Regions from separate parts of the Homo sapiens genome. Here region 2 is linked to region 1. The links are chromatin loops, found by intact Hi-C in ENCODE. Cell type or tissue: CD14-positive monocyte. All regions are shown on one strand. Each heading gives the region's core, and the rest is flanking DNA. Links, peaks and the distances in the headings are about the cores only. Region 1 overlaps KIAA0930. Region 2 holds the start of FAM118A (family with sequence similarity 118 member A).

Evidence for each region. A loop is a pair of places that touch in the nucleus more often than their neighbours do. Peaks named below come from ENCODE experiments on the same cell type or tissue, not always from the same donor. Only the 100,000 strongest peaks of a DNase experiment are listed, where the experiment ranks them.
Region 2: a loop joins it to region 1, with 3 times the contacts of the local background. A loop is called at or near these places in 1 of 110 quality-filtered maps.

The regions. Positions count from the first base shown.
Region 1 is chr22:45,224,274-45,230,285 of GRCh38, reverse strand. The region is part of intron 1 of KIAA0930; the gene reads left to right. Among named protein-coding and RNA genes, the nearest start is that of KIAA0930, 14 kb to the left of the region's middle. RefSeq lists a cis regulatory region at 4,153 and enhancers at 4,081-4,225, 3,874-4,866, 4,867-5,861. In CD14-positive monocyte, for the core only: no CTCF peak of the experiment used is centred there; DNase peaks (open chromatin) are centred at 1,765, 2,465, 3,515, 4,075 and 1 weaker place; H3K4me3 peaks cover 3,014 bases; H3K27ac peaks cover 5,000 bases.
Region 2 is chr22:45,306,743-45,312,754 of GRCh38, reverse strand. FAM118A (family with sequence similarity 118 member A) reads right to left here and starts at 2,821. Exons shown (of 9, transcript NM_017911.4): 1 at 2,572-2,821. RefSeq lists an enhancer at 951-1,759 and a silencer at 2,476-3,155. In CD14-positive monocyte, for the core only: no CTCF peak of the experiment used is centred there; DNase peaks (open chromatin) are centred at 3,044, 3,404 and 3,814; H3K4me3 peaks cover 2,961 bases; H3K27ac peaks cover 1,975 bases.

The DNA.
Region 1 (6,012 bases), core at 516-5,515:
GTCTCGGGTGCCTCCAGCTCAGCCTGACCAAGACGTGACTCGCTGCCCGCCCTGTGTCTGCTCTCCCCTGCACTCCTCAGCCGCAGGCCAAGAGTCAGCCCTCCCTTGCCCCTCAGCCAGCTGTGGCTGAGGTCCAGGCTGTGCCTGGGCTGTCTCCTCTCCCCACCTGCATTGTCCCATATGTCCCCATGTGGCTGTTCCTGTCACTGTCACCCAGGCTGGAGTGCAGTGGCATAATCTCGGCTCACTGCGCCCTCCGCCCCCTGGGTTCGAGTGATTCTCCTGCCTCAGCCTCCTGAGTAGCTGAGATTACAGGTGCCTGCCACCATGCCTGGCTCATTTTTTTGTATTTTTCGTAGAGACAGGGTTTTGCCATGTTGGCCAGGCTGGTCTTGAACTCCTGACCTCAGGTGATCCACCCGCCTTGGCCTCCCAAAGTGTTGAGATTACAGGCATGAGCCACTGCACCTGGCCCACGTTCACACCTTTAAGAACCTCTTGATGTCTGCCAGGCATATAGTCCAAGACCCTTGGTGACCTGCCCCAGCTGACCCCCTGAGCCCCAGCCGTAAGACTTGTTGGAGGGGGTTTCCCGAGGTCCCCTCCACACTTGGCCTGGAATCACCCTCCTCAACCCGTTGTTGGCGGAGAGGGGGGCCCTTGGCTCTAGGGCCCTTCTGTGGCCTCTTCCTGACCCGTTGGTGGAATCAGCCACTGCTACCCTTGTTCTTGGTGCCACCTGTCAATTCCTGCCCCTGTGCTGTGACACTGCGTAGTCCCTCGTGTGTGGCTCCTGTCCCTCTCCCACCTGAGCTCCCCTCCACGGCTCTGACTTTTCATCCCTCGCACCAGCTCAGAGACGGATGCCTGGGCGCAGGCCCCTGGGAGTGACAGGAGGAGCTGCCTAGGCGCGCGTTTGGTGATGGGGGAGTGGAGAGGGATCTTTCCGGTGAGTGGTGGTGGGGATGTGGAGAGGGATCTTTCAGGTGAGTGGTGATGGCGGGGGTGGAGAGGGATCTCTCAAGTGAGTGGTGGTTGGGGGGTGGAGAGGGATCTTTCGGGTGAGTGTTTGGTGGTGGGGGGGATGGGGAGGGATCTTTCGGGTGACTGGTGGTGCCGGGGGTGGAGAGGGATCTCTCAGGTGAGTGTTTGGTGGTTGGGGGGTGGAGAGGGATCTCTCGGGTGAGTGTTTGGTGGTTGGGGGGTGGAGAGGGATCTTTCGGGTGAGTGTTTGGTGGTGGGGGGGTGGAGAGGGATCTTTCGGGTGAGTGTTTGGTGGTGTGGGGGTGGAGAGGGATCTTTTGGGTGAGTGGTGATGGCGGGGGTGGAGAGGGATCTCTCAGGTGAGTGGTTGGGGGGTGGAGAGGGATCTTTCGGGTGAGTGGTTGGGGGGATGGGGAGGGATCTTTCGGGTGAGTGGTGGTTGGGGGGTGAAGAGGGATCTTTCGGGTGAGTGGTGATGGCGGGGGTGGAGAGGGATCTCTCAGGTGAGTGTTTGGTGGTTGGGGGGGATGGGGAGGGATCTTTCGGGTGAGTGGTGGTAGGGGGGTGGAGAGGGATCTTTCGGGTGAGTGTTTGGTGGTTGGGGGGGTGGAGAGGGATCTTTCCGGTGAAGAGGTGATCATTTGTTGGGGAACTGGCCCTTGAGCGAGGTATTGCCCACACAGGGCCCTGCCTGAGCAGAGGCGGCAGGAAAAGGGCAATGAAGGTTCACACTGTAATTTGCTGAGCCGCTTCTGGGAAGTCACTGTAGGCCTCTGGGCTCTGTTCCCCTTTGCAGAGTAGTACTGCTTGCTGCTCTATCTCTGCCTGAGGAAGGAGCGAGGGTCAGACCTAGAGCCTCAGAGCGTGTCATGGAGGCTGCTGTGACAGGTGGCAGCGCTGTGCCTCAGTTTCCTTTTATGAATTAGGGAGAAGAAGGTTGGCCTGGTCACTGCTCACAGCCAAGGTTCTGGGACACATTTCACTGGTCCACACTCTTAACCACTTGAAACCAAGCCACTTGTAAAAAGCACTGTGGGTAGGCAGGACCAGCTGCTCAGGGAGGTTGATGCTGTGTGTGCTGGGGATCGGGGACATCAGAAGTGAAGGAAGCAAGACAAGCGAGAAGAATCACACCCCACTCTGGCCCCACAAAATAGAAATCGAACCCTCTCATCCCACAACCCTGTGAACTGTGACTTCACACTTTGGGTCCTAGATTTCCTGCCCCAAACCCCCAGCTCTATCTGCAGGTCCCTCCTGCCAGCCCACGGATTGTCTGCATTGGCCGGTGCTGACCTGGGCCATCCCTGAGACCATGCCTACCAGGGGTGTAGGGGTCTAGGATTCCAGGTTTCTCCTGATCCAGGGAGGAGGGAGCTGCCCCCGCACACAGTGGGAGCTCGTTAGCTGCTGCTCAGCTCCCGGGAGCCCTCTCCCTGCAGCAAACCCCGATGGATCCGCCCCAGCCGGAGCTGCTTCTGCTTTAGGGTACAGGGATGAGGTCATCTCTATCAGAGGCTGCGACAAGAAGAAGGCTCTGCGTCCAGGATCCTTCCCTGAAGTTCAGTGGGGCCCGTTCTCTCCCGGGGACAGTTGGAGCCAGAACCACTGCAGTCCCCTTTACGGAGGGGACTTCATTTCCTCCAGTATTGTATTGGCAGCGTTTCATTCCAGTGACAGCCCGGTGACGTGAGGGGTGTTGTCCCTGTTGGCAGAGGGAGACAGTGGGACTTAGGCTAAGGCACTTGTGCAGGGTCCCATAGCAGCAGGGGATGTTGGACCTAATTGTCCTGGATTCGAGGCTGGCGCTTCCCTTCTCATGCTCAAACATATCCCTTTCTCCAGAGAAGGATGTTCGATGCCCTTTTTTTCCTGGGTGGGCCTGTCCTGGCATAGTGTACGAGGCAGAGCCCAGCCCCCTGGTTTTCACAATGCAGTGGGTCTCAGAAGTCAGAGTAGAGGAGGGCTAGGAATGAGGGTTGGTGTGGGAGTGGGCATTTCCAAGGACGTTGCCTGCGGAGAGCATGAGATCGAGCAGGGGACTGAGACCCCTGGGAAGGCAGAGCCGCAGAAGGGCCCAGAAGGTGCTTTGCATCCTTGTCCTGTGTGGTGTGTCGTTGCCTTGCACCTAGTACATGTGGGCCTGCACACTGAGCACCTGCCGTGGGCCGGGTGCTGGGCACAAGGGTGGGTGGCATTGGCGGATGGGTCCAGCTGTGTGCCTGGCTCCTGGCTCAGGGCCCGGGCAGGGAGTGGAGGAGTGAGGGAGCAGCTGAAGCACATGGCCTGAGTTCCTCTGCCAGGGTTTGGCATCTCTGCAGATATCGTGAGCTGGGGGCGTGGGTGGGCCTCAAGGTTCAAGGGTTCTGTGACTTCCTCGTGCCATAGAGCATGCTGGCATGGAGGCGGGAGGAGGTGGAATGATGACTGGGCAGTGGCTGGGTGGCCTCAAGCCCAGGCAGTGGAGGAAAGGGCGGGGAAGCTGGCAGTGCTGGCTCTTGGCTGAGATGGGGCACCTTTGCGTGAGTGTCAGGAGAAGCTTGAGAAATTACTCAGGAAGTGGTCGGTCGGTCGGTCAGCTGGTCATGTAGGAGGCCATTTTCTGTGTCTGAGCAGAGCAGTGAGTTAGGATCTTGGATAAGGCCCCTGTGAGGATGATCTCACAGAAAACAGGAATTTGAATATGGAACCACTGTTTCAGCTTGATGATTGTGCTTAGGAGATATTGAAACTGTCTGGAAACAGCTGTGGGGTCGGGGCGGGCAGCAGGTGCGGTGGTCACAGGAGGTAGGGGGCTTTGTGGGAATTGTTGCTTAGAGGAGGATAAAGGATGCTTTATGGGAGCCCCAATCCAGCAGGAGCCTCCCCCGCCATGCAAGGCACCTTGAGGTCAGGGTTTGTTCCCCTTTGTCCCCTAGGACCTCATGCAGCGCCTGGGGCAGAGCAGGCCCACAGAACTGGATACGAAGCCCAACCCCACGAGCTTGCCAGGTGCCCGGACTTGAAGGTCTCGGTTTCCTTAACTGTAAAATGGCTGTTAGGTGGTCACACATGTGGCCTGGGGATTGTGAAAGCACTTCGAGGATTTCACAGCGTTGTGCAAGTCTAAGACAGGCCCATGAATAAAGTTCTGCCTGCCAGCAGCTGAGGGTGAGTGGAGAGGCTGCCGCGTGCTCTCTGAACGCACCGAGGACAGGGCTCGGCACGTCCTGTGTTTCTTGTCGTTCACTGGCTCTCTGTGGTGGATACTGCCCTGCGCTGGGCCCCGGACGCCCTGCCAGCAAAGGGCCTTTTCTGGGTGGGGAGGGGCCAGTGTGACAAGCCTGCAGTGTGGAGCCAGGAGCGTGGCTTTGCAGGCAGGTGGGGCTTTGGCCTGGCCCTGACAGGCCTGACTGCAGACCAGGCGCTCGGGCCTTGAGCCCCAAGTTCCTCATCAGATCAATGAAGGGAATTATTCTTACCTCTCAGGATCTTTGTGAAGATCAAGTGAGGCAATGCCGTCAGGTGCACGTGGGCACGGGCAGCACTCGGGATGTCTTGCAGGGCCCCAGCTGGGTCAGGGAAGGCCGGTGCTGGGGTGGGGTGGTAAGGAAGGCACCCCGAGGGGGTGACTGCAAAGGTGGAGGTGGCCCCTGAGCTGACCTGCACAGGCCAAGTTGGAATGGGCGCCGTGCTTGTGCCCTGTGCCCTGTGGTGTGGTCGAGACCTGGTGAGAGGGAGCAAGGCTCTCCAGGGGGATGCAGGGCGTTTGGTCAGAGAAGAAGGGCCGAGGCTGGCTGGAACATCGGGGACCACATGGCAGATGCGGGGGCTGCCTGGAGAGCCTGGCTTGCCTGGTAAGGGAGCCTGGACTTCTTCCAAAGGAAGATGTGAAACCAGGCAGGGGTTTTAGGCACGCAACGTGGAGACCCCACGCTTCCCTTTGGTCAGAGGAGAGGGCATGGCACTGCTCACGTGGGGACTCAATGGTCCAGCTCCCCTCCCCCAAGTGCCTCGTCAGAGCAGCCAGGGGCCTCCCTGGACAGTGCCTTTGTTTTCTGTGCCCCGAGGGAGGGAGGCCCTCAGCTGGAGAGGCTCTGGGAGAGGCTCTGCGAGGCACGAGTGGATGAAAGGCCTATTGAGGGGCCACAGAAGCCCATTCAGCCAGCCCTGGCTGCCTGGGTGCGGAGGCTTACAGAGGGCCAAGGGCCGCCTGGACTCTCCCCAAAGAGTCCAGTTGACCCCCACCTTTGGACCATGACCAGGGCCAAGTGGAGTCTATTGCTGAGCCCGGTGTTCTCTGGAGAGGACCCTCTCAAGGCCCTTGACCCAGACAGTCCCGGGACAGGCACCCAGCATCTGCAGGCCACCCCACGGCAGACGCCTTCTCAGCCCCCTCCCCACCAAACACTTCAGGGGTCCCCAGCCCTCTGGGGATAACACAGAACCCCTGACCCAGGGAAGAGGGCCCGGCCCCTCCAGCTCTTCTTCCCACTCTACTTCCTCAGCCTCAGGGCTGATCCACCATCCTGGCCTCACTCATCTTCCCCCAAGGGGAGCGTTGAATGCCGTCCACCTTTGCCTGCTTGATTCCTAGTTTTCCTTGAGTCTCCAGCTGACTGGCATTCCCTGTCCAGCCACCACCTTCTACTGGTGCCTGCCACAGCTACCATCTCACTTCTGTCTGTGTTACTTAAAATTCATCCTGCTTCCACTGAAGCTGGGGATGGCGGGGGCAGCAGGGACCGCATGAGACCAAACTAACTGATGTGAGGACGAGTGGGTTCAAACACCAGCTTCCAACCGCGGGAGCCGGGCAGTCTCCCTCCTGCCATGTCCTCGTTTGTAAAATAAACTGCTTCAGTTGTTGTGAGATCAAGAGCGTCAGGCCTCAGTGTTGAGCACCACGCCTGGCACACAGGCAGCCCTGGGTGTATTTGTAAACATGCCGCAGAGTATTTGTAAAACAGGACGAAGTTATTCTGGCCTCACTTTTTTTTGTCTTTGTTTTATTTGCGGGATGAGGATCTGTGCACTGCACCACTCTTA
Region 2 (6,012 bases), core at 499-5,498, 82 kb before region 1:
TGTGTCCTTTGCGATATCTTTCATAACAAACCAGTAAACCTGAGTGTTTCCCTGAGTTCTGTGAGCTGTTCCATAGCAATTTTGAGACAGTCTTGCTCTGTCTCCCAGGCTGGAATGCAGTGTCAAAATCTCAGCTCATTGCAACCTCAGCCTTCCGGGTTCAAGGGATTCTCGTGCCTCAGCCTCCTGAGTAGCTGAGATTACAGGTGCACACCACCATGCCCAGCTAATTTTTTGTATTTTTAGTAGAGATGGGGTTCTGCTATGTTGGCCAGGCTGGTCTCGAACTGCCGACCTCAGATGATCTACCCTCCTCGGCCTACCAAAGTGCTAGGATTACAGGCGTGAGCCACCGCGACTGGCAAATTAATCAAACCTAAGGAAGGGTCATGGGAACCCCAACTTGAAGCTGATCGATCAGAAGTTCCAGAGGCTCAGGCTTGTGACTGGTGTCCGAAGGGGTGGAGGGCAGTCTTGGGGGACTGAGCCCTCAACTTGCGAGATTTGATGCTATCTCCAGGTAGTATCAGAACTGAATTGGAAGATACCCAGTTGGTGTCTCTTGCACAAATGACTGCCCGCTTGGTGGCAGGGAGAAACCTCTCCTCACATTTGGTCACAGAAGACATCTCTGTTGATTGTCGTTGAGTGAGATAATAGAAAAAGCACGATGGGTGGTTTTTCCACACACAGGTTCTCTTCAGGACCCCTAGCCCAGCATGGTCCTGGCCCACCTCTGAGACTCAGCCTCTCCCCACCCTGCCCCACTGCGTCCTGTGTGGTCATTAGACTATGGTGAAGCACACACACACAGTCACCATGAAGCACTAAGGCGACCACAGACCCTACGGTAATAGGACAAAAACCTCACTTAAAGTTCAGACCCCAGGCTCAGACAGGAAAGAGCGGGAACCAGTCTTCTGGGCCTGGGCTTTCAGAAGCTTAGCCCCGTTCCAGAAAGCCACAGTCCCCCACTACCACCGCCTTGGTCCAGGTCACCCCCATCTCTCATAGGGTCTTGCTTCCTCCAAAAAAGTCTCCCCACCACAGCCACATGGATGGTTCAAAAACACACCAACTCCCGCCCCTCTCCTCCCAAAGCCCTTCAATGGCCACCCACTCCCTTTAAGTACCAAACCCTCCACTCAGCTTAAACTGGGCATGCTTTGGTCCTGACTGGCTCTCAGAATCACACCCTCTTTCTTGTCACTCCCACCTCAAACCCAGTACTCTGCAAAAGTCCCAGCTTCTCCCATACCAGGTCTCTAGCGAGACACTTCCCTCACTTCTCCCCCTGACCACCTCCCACCTTCCTTCAGCTCAGCTGGATCATTTCTCAGGACAATGGCAGGTGCAGTCGTTCAAGAAAGGGCCAAGGGCACGGTGGGCCTCCGGGAGCAAAGCTGGGTTCTCCGCAGTTAGCATTCACTCCCACGCCACCTTCATTAGGTGTGCTCCAGCCACACCTCCCGCCTTCCAACACTGTGTGCCGTGGCAGCCTCTCTGCCTTTTGACATACTGGCTGTCCCCTGAAACTCTGCCTGGAATGACCCTGGCAAACTTCTCCTCTAGCTCAACCTTCAAGAATCAGCTCACCTGCTGCTTAGCATCTCCTCCCCACGACTCCTAAGACGCCCTCCTTAACACCCACCCCTTCCCAGAATCCCATGCCCACCCAGATGGGTTCCCTGCCAGCGACGACACAGCTTCCTCCAGATAAAAACGACCTACTTGTCTTATGCCCCAGGTCCCTAGGCCCTGACAGCAGGGACCGTCTCATCTCTATTTCCAGTGTCAATTCCTGGAGCCTATCAGGCATTCAAAAACAAAATGTTAGTTCCTTGAATGAAAAAATTAAGGAGGAGACAACCTAAAAGCGTCCCCATGTGCCCTAACTCGCTCCCTCCCCGGTTCGGCCGCCCTCGGCCACCTCAGGTCTCCTGCTCTATAGACTGTCCTGTGGGGCCACCTGAGTCTCAGCAGAACATTAAAACTTAAACCCGGCCCTGCACCTGCAGGCGCGGGGACCACAGCTTAGGAGGTGGTCGTCGGGCGCGCTGTTACCGTCTTAAGTTATCACCAGACCTGGGAACACTTCCACCCACGCCCCGCAGGTCCAGGGACCTCAAGTTGGAGAAACCTAGCCCTGAGATCAGGTCGGAGAGGGAGCCTCAGGGTGGGCGGCACGGGGACCCGGGGTCTCGCGGGGCTAAGGACACTGGGAACCACGGCTCCCCACAGGAAGATGCCCCGGGCCTGGGGGCTTCTGAGGAGGTTGCTGGAAGCAAGTCCCAAGGGAACCTCGAGAGTTTCCGGAACCAACAGTTCTCAGGGCCCACTAGCGGCCGGGGTCCTCAGGGGGTCTCGGAGTCCAGAGAAAATCTTGGAGTTTCGGGGTTCGCGGGCCTGGAGGGGCAGGGCGGATCCTGAGGGGGTCTCGGGGGCAGGGGCTCCAGGGGAAGAGCTGAGAGGGAGTCCTGGGGTGGCCCCGGGGCCGGGGCGGATCCTGAGGATCTCGGGGTCCCCAGGGGCTCCGGATGCAGGGACCGCGGGCCCGCCCCGCCCCCTCACCTGCGGCGCCTCCGAGACGCTGGTCCCAGCTCGCGCTGCCACCTCTTCGCCTCCGCAGCCGGCTACGCCTCCGGGGTCTCTCGGCGGCCGCGCACCCCTGACGCTGGGCGGGGCAAGGGGATGGTTCTCGGGGAGGGGACTGCGCAGGCACGCGGGCTAGAAGCGAGAGCGAGAGCCGGAGTCGGAGCCAGAGCGGACGCCACGCCGCCTCCAGGCGCCCCTCCGCGTTAGCCGGCAGCGGCGCCGCCGCAAACCCTTCCCCCGCGCGCCCGCCCCAGCCGCGTGAACGTTCCGTCCCGAAACCAACGGCCCCGCGGTCCCCGGAGGCCCCGCCCCGGGGAAGGGCGAAGCCAGGACGCGCGCCCCGCCCCGCCCCGCCGCCAGATCCTCTGGCACCGCCCACCTCGGTGACCACGGTCCCGCCCACCGGGGAGGCCACGCCCCCGGGGTCTCCAGCGCAGGCGCGGTCGGATGTGCGGGGGAGGGCTTGCGCTGGGGAGCGCTTGGGCCTAGAGTCCGCGTCCTAGCCCTACCTGGCCCGGCGAGCCGCGCGTCCCGTTTCCTCATTTGCAGAAAGGGGGCGGGAGCACTTTGCAGGGACGTGGCGAGCATCAAGTGCGATCGGAAGCGCTCCTTTGCAACTGCATCCTGCACCACACTTAGGCACAGCTTCTGTCCCCAACCCAGACCTGAGGCTGGTCTCCGTCCCCCAGCAGACTCCTGCCCGCTTAAATTGGCCAGTCACCAGCCCTACCTTCTTTCTTTTTCAGAGTACTTGTCACTCTCCGAAATTAGGTACGCTTGTGACTGGCTCCCACTTCCCCTGAGAGCCGGTACCTTGTCCGTCTTGTCCACTGGGGGTTCCCAGAAGCCAGCACGGCGCTGGGCACACCATGGCCGCCCACATGTTTGTGCGTGCGTGAGTGTCTTCCCCGCGCTCTTCCCTCATCAAGAAATACTCTTCCCCGAGGCTGAGAATTTCTCCTAAAAATACAAGAAATACTCTTCCCCAGCTTAGGTTCGATCCGGCGAGGCCCCCTGACTCCTCGCGCATCCCTGTCGCAGGTGCCGCGTCCGTAAAGGGTGTGATCCTAGCACCTACCTTGTGGGTATTGCGAGGACTGAGATTGTGCGTGGGTGGGCTGGGCACGGGCCCCCTAGCGATCTTATTACTCCTCCTTTGTCTGCCACTGAAGTCTTTTACCTAAACAAGACCCAATCCACTTCCTCTTCCCAGCCTGCCCTGCCCAACCTGGAGTCATTTATTACTTCCTGTCTCCTTGGCACCTTTTTTTCCTGCCTGATTTTAAAGTTGGCTGTTAATATCTCCCCCTACCCTAGCCCACCAGAAAGCTCTCATTTTGTGACAGAAGGTAGTGTTGTGTTAGCGGCCTGTGAAATTTTAGGGGGGGCCAGAGCCCAGAAAACAGTGGGAGCAGTGACTCTGGGATGAAGAGGGCAGCCCCTGGGTGCTCTGTATGTGGGGTCAGGCACTCCCTGAGCACTTTGCATGCGTTCCTTCATGGTGTTCTTGGAACAACCCTATGAGGAAGGCGTCTTCATTGTTATTCCAGTTTAACAAGGGGAAGCTCAGGCCCAAGAGGTTGTGTAGTTCCATGCCTCAGCCCACACATGTAACCACCACTGCATACAGCTCCCCAACCCCTGGAGGTGCGACTTAAATGCAAAAAAAGGCCGGTGGCTCACGCCTGTAATCTCAGCACTTTGGGAGGCTGAGGCAGGTGGATCACCTGAAGTCAGCAGTTCCAGACCAGCCTGGGCAACCTGGCAAAACCTCATCTCTACTGAAAATACAAAAATTAGCCGGGCGTGGTGGCGGACACCTGTAATCCCAGCTACTCGGGAGGCTGAGGCAGGAGAATCACTTGAACCCGGGTGGCAGAGGCAGCAGTGAGCTGAGATCATGCCACTTCACTCCAGCCCGGGCAACAGAGCGAGACTCTGTCTCAAAAAAAATTTTTTTTAATGCAAAAGATATATAATTCAGTTCATGAACACCTGCTCCTGTACTGGGTGCTGAAGCCCGAGACCTGTGGGAGATGTGGCCCCTTCCCTCATGGAGCTCCCAGGCCCCAGCAAGGATTTTGATTAACAGGACCTTATGGGCTGGGTGCTGCCGAGGTCAGTCAGACCCAAGACTCTGCGCAGGGCATCCTCTGAGGGGTGGTGGGACCAAAGCAATCGTAACCTCCAGCCACATTCAGCACCATCTGAGATAGGCTGGGAGCCTCAGCCCCTCCACCCAAAAACTCAGCCAGTCAGCCTTACAAGAGCAAGGACAGCAGGAAGGATGCCTCAGGAACAAGGGCTCCCCTTTTCCCCACATCTGAGAGAAACACAGCTTTTTCTCAGGTTGTGGAAAATTACTGAGAGACACTGCCCCCTGGGCACCTTGACCATTCTGAGTAGATAAGGGGGCAGATATGGCAGGTTGGCAAGAGGTCAGCGTGGTGCTGATGTGTGGGTGTGACACATCACTGGGCACTGTGGGGTGTCCGTGTCTGTCCCAGCCTCCACGCAGCCGACGTGAGCACAGCTCACACTAATGAAGATGTATGTGCACAGCAAGCCTTGTCGTCAGGAGCCCAGCGACCAGACCTAGTCCATATCTTTCCTTTTTAAAAGTTTTCAAATTAAAATATATTTTTTAAATTTTTAATTATTTTTCATGGAGACAGAGTCTCACCATGTCTCCACCAGTCCAGGCTGGTCTTGAACTCCTGGGCTCAAGTGATCCTCCCACCTCAGCCTCCCAAAGTGCTGGGATTACAGGCATGAGCCACCGCATCCAGCCCAGACTCAATCTATTTGTGTATTGAGGGTATCTTGAGGGGCGTTGGTGCATTTGGAATGTACATACCTGTGTGTGGGCATATACACTACTGTGAATTGAGCACCTACTGTGTGTCAGGCGCTATTCTAAGCTCTTCATAGGCATACCTTTCCTCACTGTCGCTGCCACCCTGCGTGGTAGGTGTTATTAATCTCCTTTAACAGACCAAAAAACAGGCTCAGAGGCGTTAGAGCAACTAGTCCGAGCTGGTAAGTGGGCATCTGCTTGGAATTGCTGCCAGGGTCTGTCTGGCTGCAGAAGGAGCTTTGTTTTGCACTGTCAGAAAAGAGAGAGCCAACAGATTCACAGGCAGGGTCCCTGGTGGGATGCTCTAAAGAATGGACAGAAAGGACACCAGAGACCACATAACAGTCCTCCCATCCTGGAGAGGAAGTTGTTGCTTTATTCTCTGGACAAACCCACATCATAACACATATATGCCCTGCACCGGTGTACAAGAACACACCCCACAGAGATAACACGCACCATGCAATATACACCCTCACACTGTGTGTGTCATTACACATACATGCTGTAAACACACTCATGGTAAAGGAGCTAATCAAGCCTTTTAGAGCCTCCCCACA